2 separate regions of the Mus musculus genome follow, and region 2 is linked to region 1. The links are chromatin contacts, found by Hi-C or POLR2A ChIA-PET in ENCODE. All regions are on one chromosome and are shown on one strand. The core of a region is the stretch at or near the end of the contact, and the rest is flanking DNA. Distances in the headings are between cores, read along the strand shown.

Evidence for each region. A loop is a pair of places that touch in the nucleus more often than their neighbours do. ChIA-PET counts read pairs that join two places held with the same protein, here RNA polymerase II (POLR2A).
Region 2: POLR2A ChIA-PET joins it to region 1 with 12 read pairs in Patski. The contact joins the promoter of 5430435K18Rik here to the enhancer-like site in region 1. A Hi-C loop is called at or near these places in 1 of 37 maps with a recorded cell type or tissue (Patski). POLR2A ChIA-PET finds 5 or more read pairs at or near these places in 1 of 5 experiments (Patski).

What each region holds. Positions count from the first base shown.
Region 1 is chr5:151,141,078-151,145,930 of GRCm38, forward strand. All of the region lies in intron 1 of Stard13 (StAR-related lipid transfer (START) domain containing 13), which reads right to left. Among named protein-coding and RNA genes, the nearest start is that of Stard13, 47 kb to the right of the region's middle. Within about 2 kb of position 2,039, at least 1 of the 3 ENCODE cell types and tissues checked has a DNase peak (open chromatin) inside an H3K27ac peak, as active enhancers do.
Region 2 is chr5:151,249,534-151,254,980 of GRCm38, forward strand. It overlaps 5430435K18Rik (a long non-coding RNA gene), which reads left to right and starts at 3,090. Exons shown (of 2, transcript XR_868755.2): 1 at 3,090-3,123. It also overlaps a transcript of Stard13 not described here.

The sequences.
Region 1 (4,853 bases), core at 789-3,288:
GAGAGAGAGAGAGAGAGAGAGAAGGAAAAAAGAAAAAAAAAAGAAAGAAAAAAGAACATTTGATTTGGATGGGTAAGGATATGAAGGATTTTGCTGGGTGGGTTAAGTGGTGCAAGGGTGGAGTTACTCAAGCAAAGGAAACATAAAAGCGAGGCACAGAAGCATGAAGAGGCAAGGGAGCCCTCATGGAAAATCACTGTATGTGGGGTGGGGGGTGGGGGTGGGGAGTGGGATTCAGGCGTCGGGGAAGGGTGGGGTTCTCTCTGCATAATGATTCTTCACATATTTCTTGACAAGGACTTGTGATTTTTTTTTTTTTTTTTTTTTTTTTTTTGCTTAGTTCAGGTGAAGCATTCAGACTACGAATCTATTAAAATAGCAGGTATTTCAAAGACCTCACCAACCTTGGGCAAAATGAATTCACAATGCAGTTGACTTGAAATGATAAGGTGATGTTACAATTAAATTGCTTTGATGAAATAAGACTCTTTATTGTTCTGTATGGCTGCTCTAGCGAAAGTATTTGGTAAAGTTATAACTGCATGAGGAGAAGGTGAAGGCTCAGAGGGAAGAGGCATTTGTTTCCAGGACTGGAAACTGTTAGGTTTCAAACCCTAGACAAATGGCAGAGGGGCCTACTTAACATATCAAAGGAGAGGCTTCCAGGTTCTCCCAGATAAGGGGCCATCCTGGCTGGCTGGTGTGCTCCATCCCCTGCCCTGAATTCTCCAGCCCATTGGGCTGGGCTGCCCTTCCTCCAGCTTCCCTTCGCTATATAATCTAACCATTTTGGTTACCTAGTCTCTTTTTGTACCTTTGGGCCTCCTGGCTGCTGGTTCCCCTCTCTCTCCTCTCTCTCTTCCCTTCCCCCCTCTCCTCGAATGGCTCAGGGTTATGTCTACTTTGGACCCTCCCAGATGTTCCCACCTTCTTCCATGTCAACAATGAACCATCTCCTCCACCATGCCTCACTGGAATCAGGCACATTCCTTTCCCTTTTTATTCTTTCAGAACCCACATGAGATGAACAGGGAGGAGGAGAGTTCGGACTCCTGCAAGCTACCCTCTGCCCTTCACATGCTACACTCTGTGGCACGAAGGCCCCAAAACCCATAGGCACACAAATAAAAGCCAAAATAAATATAGAGCCGGCAGAAGTTGACCACTAGGTAGTGATCTGCCAAAGGCAAACACGAATTTGATTCCGGTCACTCTTCTTCCCTTTGCCTTTAACACAAATGCAATGACTTATCCTTAATTGAAATACCAACAAAGAATGTTATTTCTGCGATTGCCTAATTCCACACCAAGGTCCAATGCATTTGAATGTGAGATTTCAACAGTTCTGCTGCATGTCCACTAGAGGCCTGTGAAGAGCTTCCCCCCCAACCCCGAGTCTCATAACCAAACCGGCCTAAACAGAAACAAATGAGAAATCTTGAGTCAATACTGATAAGAGTCAGATCAAATTTACATGTCTCCTCATGGTCAAGGTCATACACAGGAATAAAACAAACAAGATTCAGTACTCTTTCCAAACTGCATAGTACTTAGTTATAAACATTACAAAACAAGGGAAGAAAAAAAAAAGGCAGTGTTAAAAGCTAAGTTTCGAAAGGTTCAGCCACAATTCCAGAAGGCTGGCAGGCTCTGGCAAACTTTGCCTAAGCAGACGCTGGAATAGAAATTGCTTGCCTAATGAGCTTCCCGGTCCTCCAGTGCATTTTGAATTCAAAAGACATACAAGAGACAGGGCCCTGGGCCTGCGGGAAAGTAAACAGAATAGCAATCTAAGACAGATGGTCTGGAAAGGGACTTCTTAAATAGCGACAACAGGGCAGTAAACAGAGGTCAGTGAGCTACAGCCCAGGAGTGCCAAGAAGACATGGACTGAATGGTCCCTGAGGTGAAGGACAATCAATTGCAGGAGGGGACTGAGTGACCTAGACGAGGTGCTTACCATGTCTGCCAGGCGAGCACAGCTTGCTGGGCTGTGCATATGGGGGAAATTACTAGAAGAAATGAGGTGTCCTGTGACAGTCTGCAGGCAGCCTTGCTACCAGCTCCCCAAATAGGGCCTTCTCAGTGCCTCCTCGGACAAACAAGACAAAAACATCCTAAGCACCCCGTGCACAGGAGTCTCTTTGCAGAAGTGGCCTGCTTTCCACTAGGCTCAGTTAATTAGCAGGAGAGTCGGACAGAGTGGAAAGAAAGAGCCTTTTGTTTGGAGAACCTGTGAAAATATCCCCTCAGAAGCCTGTAACTTTCCCTACAGATTACCCTGGCCCTGAGGACAAGCCCCGGTGCCAGAAGGCACTGCTGTCCCCTCCACACAGCCCACATTCAAAAGGCAGTTAGTTCTCTTTGTTGTCCCCAGGGAGTCAAGCCTTAATGGGTTTACAATGTGGCAGGCTCTTTTGGAGAGTGTCTGCTGCCAGAATCAGGGCAGAGAGAACCCCAGTGAGTGCCTCAGATGTTGAGGTGACCCTGCCTGCACTCTAAGGGAAGCAGCACTCACCCCAGGCCTTGAGAACCCCTGCAAGAGCACCCTGAGAGGTCATGGGATCTGAAAGTGAATCTGCCATTATTGCGAGCAGATGGCCGAAGACCTGGAGACTTCACTCTTCAGACAGGACTGTGAGCATCAGTGTCCCCAGATCAATCCCAGGTGAGAAGAGTCACTGCTGTTGTGACATCACCCTGTGTTTCCAGTTAATCTTGCTGTCAAAGAGTGACCCCTCTTTCTCAAACCTCTCAATGTAGGCAGAGAATAGCCTGGGCACGTTCTTCTCACCTTGACTGAAAGGAGACCTGGATGTGGCCCATCTAGGGAAGCTGCTTGAAAGACTCTATGGCAATCCCCACCAGCCTAAGCTCTGCCTCCAGAATCACTCTTTTCACCTTCTCTTATTTCAGAAAAATCTTCATTTTTAAACCAAGACACTCAGATAGTCCGTGCTTTTGGGAGTAGAGATTTCATAATCTTTTTAAAGCTATAGTCACGTTCTCCCACCCCTACTTTACAACATCCTTCTGGTCAAGGGTTGCTCCTTGATGCACAGTATTCCCTCTTGCTGAAATCTCAGCCTATTTCCTGTTACTCTCATGTTGATTCATCTGTATTCTCTCCTGTCAAGAATGGTTTATTTGTCCATTAGGATACCCAAGGTCAGCCTCTGCTCATCTGCTCCCAGACCGTACCCTTATGTACAGTTGTTGATGTGCCAGCTGCATACCGTGGCGCTTTGTCTCTGCTTATATTACAGCTGTGTGATGCTAGAATCTGGCAAAGAGTTCCAGAACCACAAAAGGAAAAGACAGGCAAACTCTCAGTGCTGCGGGCACTTAAGGAAGAGGAAAAAACACGAAAACAAACAAAAACAAAGAACCAAACCCCAAACCCCATGTATTTCCTACTGGGGAGACTGCAACACTGACTTAGAAAGATACGAGGAGGTTAAGCCATACCGAGGATGAGCTGCAGGGTTAAAGGAAAGACTTTCTTCCCAAGAAACCCCTTGAGTGGTCATCCTATCCCCAGAACCATCAAAGACAGGAACAATAATGGGAAGCCATTGGTAGCACACTACTCAAGAACAGGGGAGACAAGGCCCAGTGGTGCCACAGTACCAGTGGCTGAGAGGACATCACAGCCTAAGGAGTTCTACAGTCTCATAGGACACCCCCTGGCTGGCTTCACTGCCAGTGCCAATGTTTGGATATTGGAAGGCTGGCTGTTGTAAAGACCGGAGGAAGGAGGACAGACATGGGGAGAGTGCCTGCTGGCTTTAAATAACTCACCATAAGCAACTTCCACCATTCTCCCCTCATCCCATCCATCCATTCTGTCAGGCACTGTACTCTGTGTTGGACCACAGAAAGGAAAGTGATTCATTCCTTAGAACAGCCCTGACTGCATGACCACCTGGGACTCATGGCTTTTTCTGACTCCTAGCTCTGTGGAGTTTTTCTGTTTTGTTTTTGTTTTTTGTTTGTTTCTTGAGATTTCTGAATTTTTAGAAAAGATTTATTTATTTGTTTTATGTATACGAGTACACTGTAGCTGTACAGATGGTTGTGAGCCATTATGTGGTTGCTGAGAATTGAACTCAGGATCTCTGCTCATTCCAGTGCCTCTCGCTCCACCCCACTCCCTCAGGCCCAAAGATTTATTGTTATGTGTTAAGAATACTGTAGCTGTCTTCAGACACACCAGAAGAGGGCATCAGATCTTATTACAGATGGTTGTGAGCCATCACGTGGTTGTTGGGATTTGAACTGAGGGCCTTTGAAAGAGCATTAAGTAGTCTTAACTGAGGAGCCATCTCACCAGCCCCCGGAATTTCTGAATTTTATCTGAAACAATCCCCCAGCTCCGGGTTATCTCAGCATATCTCACTCCCCACCAGATGTCTTCCAAGAAAGGCCCTCACGGAGGATGAACATTTAACAGAAAAAAAAAAAAAAAGATTAACAACGATCATACTAAGTCATTATAATAAGATTATACGGCATCTGTGCTTGCTTCTGAATTTTCCCTTTGTTATTTTTGGACTGCAGTTAGCCAATTGAACCTAAGCAATTGAAACCAAGGAAAGGAGGCCTCTGCTCCATCACACAGATCACAGGCTAGTGTATTCAATCAACTATACATACTCCATGGCAGGCTGGATAGAAGCACTTGGTTAATAAAATTGATTGATTGATTGATTGATTGATTGCTCCTGCCACCATACACTAGAAACAACAATGTAGGTGGAACATTACTCAGTGCACAGGGTCGGGGCATTGCAAATAATCTGAGCTCATTCTCGGGTTTATATGTTTATATGCACCCGTGGCTTCCAAGTACA
Region 2 (5,447 bases), core at 1,840-4,339, 110 kb after region 1:
TCACTACTCCAAGCCCTTCTCTGTGGAGAAGAAAACGAAGGATCACATAATTTTAAAAATGTATGCATACGTTCACAAATCCATATATGTCCAGCATATATGTCTTCTTTAGGGATTTTTATGAAGGAAGATGGCAGATGCTTGCCTTTCTTTGAATGTTCCTTGTCATTAAGGGAACAGAGGATCCTGGTGCTTGGCCTATAGCCATCGCTCAGTAAATATCCGTTAGATGGTTTGAGTTATTGATAGACTCACAATTTTAAAATTCTCCCATATTTTCAGTTCAGTATTGAAAAGATGACCCGTCAGAATATGCGATGCCATACACACGCCTCTGATCTTGCTCAGTTGGGCTCTGCTAGGCTAGAGATGCTTCCTGGGAGGTTCTGTTCTTGTCTGTAAAACAGGAGTAATAATCTTCTCTCACCTCTCAGGATTATGAGACCAAACAAGCTCATAGTCACAAAGTGGCTGGAACAGGACCTGGCACGGCTAACTGTCAACCAAGTCATCTCTTTTGAATTAATCTAGTACTAGTAATTATGCTTACCACTTTGGACTCTCCTGGAAGTAGGAATGAATTTGAGTATTGTAGGAAGCTTTTTCTTCCATTGAATTTCAAATGACAATGTCATGCCTCTGGTTTGAATAGCTGGAAATAATGTCTGTTGGTTTGCTTAGTTTCAGAGAAGCGCAAGAATTAAAACAGCATGAAAAATTGCTTACATCATTTTACCTAATTTGAATTTCAGCTGCTGTGTCATCCTTGTGGTGGTTTGAATGAAAATGGACCCCATAGGCTCATAGGGAGTGACCCTATTAGGAGATATGACCTTGTTGGAATAGGTATGGTCCTGTTAAATGTATCTATCACTGGGTTGGGCTTTGAGGTTTCAGGATCTCAACCTAGGCCCAGTAGCTCACTCTTCTGCTGTCTGAGGAAACAGATGTAGAACTCAGCCCCTATCTAGCACTATGTCTACTTGCATACTACTGTGCTTCTCACCATGATGATAATAGACTAAACCTCTGAACTGTAAGCCAGCCCCAATTAAATGCTTTTCTTTATAAGAGATGCTGTGGTCATGGTATCTCTTCATATGTGATATCTTAAACCATTATGAGAATAATCCCAAAGAAATGGTTTCATATAAATATCTGTCCAAAAGTTTCACTCCACGTTTAGATAAACTGGTCATGAAATATGATAACCACTATCAGATGGCTTCCCAACAGGCCATCTCCCTTCTGCAACAGCAGTGCCCTGATCATGGACATTTTTCAGTGCTATCAAAGCTTGTCTGGTAACTCTGGTATATCTGAGTGTGCACTACGGAAAAAGCAAGCCTCCTCCCTTCCCATATCTGCTTGGATTCCTCTTCTGTTAATGCTTCCACCCTTCCTGGAAAACTAACAAGTGTTCTCCTTGTATCTGCATTTCCAACGTTCTAAGTGTTAACTTTAGATTGCTCTTGTTAAGGATTTCATGCAAATCCTTTATCTTTTTGAAACTTCAAATGCTCTTTTTCACTGCAAAATTTGAAGTGAAGAGAATGCCAACATTTGGAAGAGAAACAAAATGTCACTTCCATCATCATACTTGATTTATGGAACTATTGATGTGAAAAGAAACTAAACACTAATAGTAAAAGAGCATTTGAAGTTTCAAAAAGAAGGTAAGGTGCGTGCATCTGTTGGTCTTGAGCTTTTGATTGGTTGTATATTGAATATAAAAGGTGGCAGTTGTTTCTGAGACTGGGCCTTTTGTTTTACGTTTCTTTGAGCTTTAACTGGAATTTGAATGGAGATAAAGTCTTTACGACTACAACATCTCAATTTTTAGCTTGGAAATAGAAAATATCAGTATGTACAAATTTAAATTGAAATTGGGACCTCCACCGTGAAAATATATTTGAAACCATACAAGTTCTGTCATGTTTCTCATTGCAAAGGAAGAAAACACTGAGTGATAGTGAGTTTGATGGGCTGACCTGACATTATGTAGCTTTCCAGGGGTAGCCAAGGGTAAGAACTCAGGGATCAGGGACCGCTCTACTGCAGCATCTGTTGTGCCATTGAAAGCTGTCTTCTTCCAAGTGCCTTTTTAATTTTACTATAAACTCATCAGATAAGTGACCCAAAACAAAGGTTAGTTTGCGATACAAAGGTTAGCGATTCTGCAGCAGCTTAGTTGGAGGTGAGTCGGGTGAGGCAGCGTGAAGCATTAGATAAGAACAAGAAGGAACACTTGACAGTTTAGTGTGTCTGAAAGGCCACAAAGAGTTCATTCCAAGTGGATCACTCATCAGAAGTCAGAGTCTGAGTCAAGAGGGACTCATGGCAAAAAAGCTAGATATGACTGTGGTTAATGTTCCCACATACACCCTTCAAGTACGCCTACGTATGTGCATGAATGAACCATTATTAATTCCCGTCTGTATTAACCCGATGGAAATTCTGTTGGTGAACTACAGTCATGAAGTAGTAATGTTTTGCACTAAAATTTCTATTTGACTCATTCTTTTGAACTGTTTTACAATTCAGAATAAAATTGACATCAGGAAGGCAATTTCAAGCGCCTTCCAAATGACTTTCTCTTGTCTGAATGTCTATTGTTAAAAAATATATATATATATATAGCATAAACAGACCCTTTGTTAGGACACTGCGGCAATGGCTCAACAGAGTTTTAATGTAATCCTTTCAAATGGCACCATCTAGGGTGATCAGAGTTTCCATTACGCTCTGTGTACAGAGGACACCGTGACAGCAGAGTACAACCCATATGACTCCGTGACCTGATGGTAACTTGTGGGAGAAAACCATAGAACTAAAAATAAGTCAGAGCGCTGAAGGGGGTAGAAACAAAAAGACTGCAAAGGCAAGCTTCTGGTGCTTTCCTGGACCATCCAATAGCCAGACGACACGATTCAGAAACTGCGAAAACCCACAAGCTCTTCCTTGTTAAAGCCTCACAGCTATGGGCTCACTGATGTCTCTAGCGGCAGAGACCAGCAGGTCCCAGCAGGACCCAGCAGGACCCAGCAGGACCCAGCAGGACCCAGCAGGACCCAGCAGGACCCAGCAGGACCCAGCAGGACCCAGCAGGACCCAGCGCTCAGGGTACATCATGCATCCTTATAAACACCCTTCCCGAGTCTTCCTTCAGACTCGCTTTCTTTCATCTTTTGACCATGGAACAGCTCCTAGCTAAATTCAGCAATGGAAATGTTCGTATGCTTGCCCCATAAGTAATTTTTTTCATCTCTTTCTTGCTGGAAAACAGGAATATCCAAAGGCTCTTTGTAGAAGAGTCGTGATTCAAAACCCAAGGACAATGGCAAGCGGTTGTCAGTACACATGTTTGCAGTTTCCTTTGTCTCCCCTGACAAAACTTGAGCGGGAGGGGGGGGGGCGGGGGGTGTGATCCGTTATATTTGGACTTCTTCAGTTCTGGACTTGATAGCTGACAACTTCAAAGCGAACTTATTTTATATTTTGTCAGACTTTGTCATCAGCTTAAGCACAGCGATGCATCATTATTTTTGAATTAGATTAAAAATATAAATATTGGGCTGGAGAGTTGGCTCAGTAATTAGGGCTGTGTACTGTTCTTTCAGAGAATCCAAGTTCAGTTCCCAGATGCCACATTGGGTGGTTCAAAACCACCTGCAACTCCAGCTCCAGGTAGATCTATGCCCTCTTCTGGTCTTGGTGGGCACTGTTGCATACACTCACACATCTCTCATATCCACATATACATAATTAAAATAAAATCATATAAAGGTGGAGAGAGTCCAAAGAGCATTGCAAATTTCTATGTTAGAAAATTCCTGTGTTAGCAGTTATAAAATAAACTGCTTATTCTATCAAAGGTTACCATTAGAACTATGCAGAACCCTACACAGTGCCAGGAAATGTCTGTAAAGTATGTCTGACACATGAAGAACCCCTTCAATTCAACAACAAAATCATCCCCCTAAACAAAAGATTTAATAAACATTCATGTAGAACAGTGGTTCTGAACCTTTCTAAATCTGCACCCCTTTAATACAGTTCCTCATGTTGTAGTGACCTCTAACCACAAAATTATTTTTATTGCTGCTTTATAACTGTAATTTTGCTACTGTCATAAATCATAATATAAATATTTGATATGTGACCGCTGTGAAAGAGCTGCTTTACCCCCAAGGGTCTCAGCCAGAAGGTCGAGAGATACAGATCTAGAGAGATGTAAATGGCCAACAAGTACACAAAAAGATGCTTATTGCTAAGATTAAGATTATTATCGCTACAAAAATTCAGGTAAAACCCATAATGGCCTCATGCACTCAACTACTATTATTAAAATCAGAAGATGGTAAGTGTTGGTGAGGGTGTGATAAAGCTGGAATTCTATGCATGCATAGTGAGAGTATAAAATGGTTTAGTCACTATGAAAGGCAGTAAAGACCTCCTCCCCAAAAGTAGATTCACAACACATATGATGTAGCAACTCTAGTCCTGGGCATGTACATTAACTAACTCTGCTATGGCAGCGTTTATGTAATCAGAGGATGTCACAATGAGCTGGGGGAAGGTTTGGTTCCACTTCATTTGAACACCATTTATTGGCATTTAGTGCCATGTTCTCTGCTAAGGGCCAAGAATGGAAAAGGAATACAATAAGCTCCTTATACTCAAGGACATAATTCCTTTTTTTAAAAAAATATTTTTATATTATGTATTTTCCTCAATTACATTTCCAATGCTATCCCAAAAGTCCCCCATACCCTTCCCCCCCCCCACTCCCCTACCCACCCATTCCCACTTTTTGGCCCTGGCGTTCCCCTCTACTGGGGCATATAAAGTTTGCATGTCCAATGGGCCTCTCTTTCCAGTGATGGCTGACTAGGCCATCTTTTGATACATATGCAGCTAGGGCCAAGAGCTCCGGGGTACTGGTTAGTTCATAATGTTGTTGCACCTACGGGGTTGCAGATCTCTTTAGCTCCTTGGATACTTTCTCTAGCTCCTCCATTGGGGGCCCTGTGCTCCATCCATAAGTGTGAGCATCCACTTATGTGTTTGCTAGGCCCCGGCATAGCCTCACAAGAGACAGCTATATCAGGGTCCTTTCAGCAAAATCTTGCTAGTGTATGCAATGGTGTCATCGTTTGGAGGCTAATTATGGGATGGATCCCTGGATATGGCAGTCTCTAGATGGTCCATCCTTTTGTCTCAGCTCCAAACTTTGTCTCTGCAACTACTTTCATGGGTGATTGTTTCCAATTCTAAGAAGGGGCAAAGTGTCCACACTTTGGTCTTCGTTATTCTTCAGTTTCATGTGTTTTGCAAATTGTATCTTATATCTCAGGTATACTAAGTTTCTGGGCCAATATCCACTTATCAGTGAGTACATATCATTTGAGTTCTTTTGTGATTGTGTTACCTCACTCAGGATGATG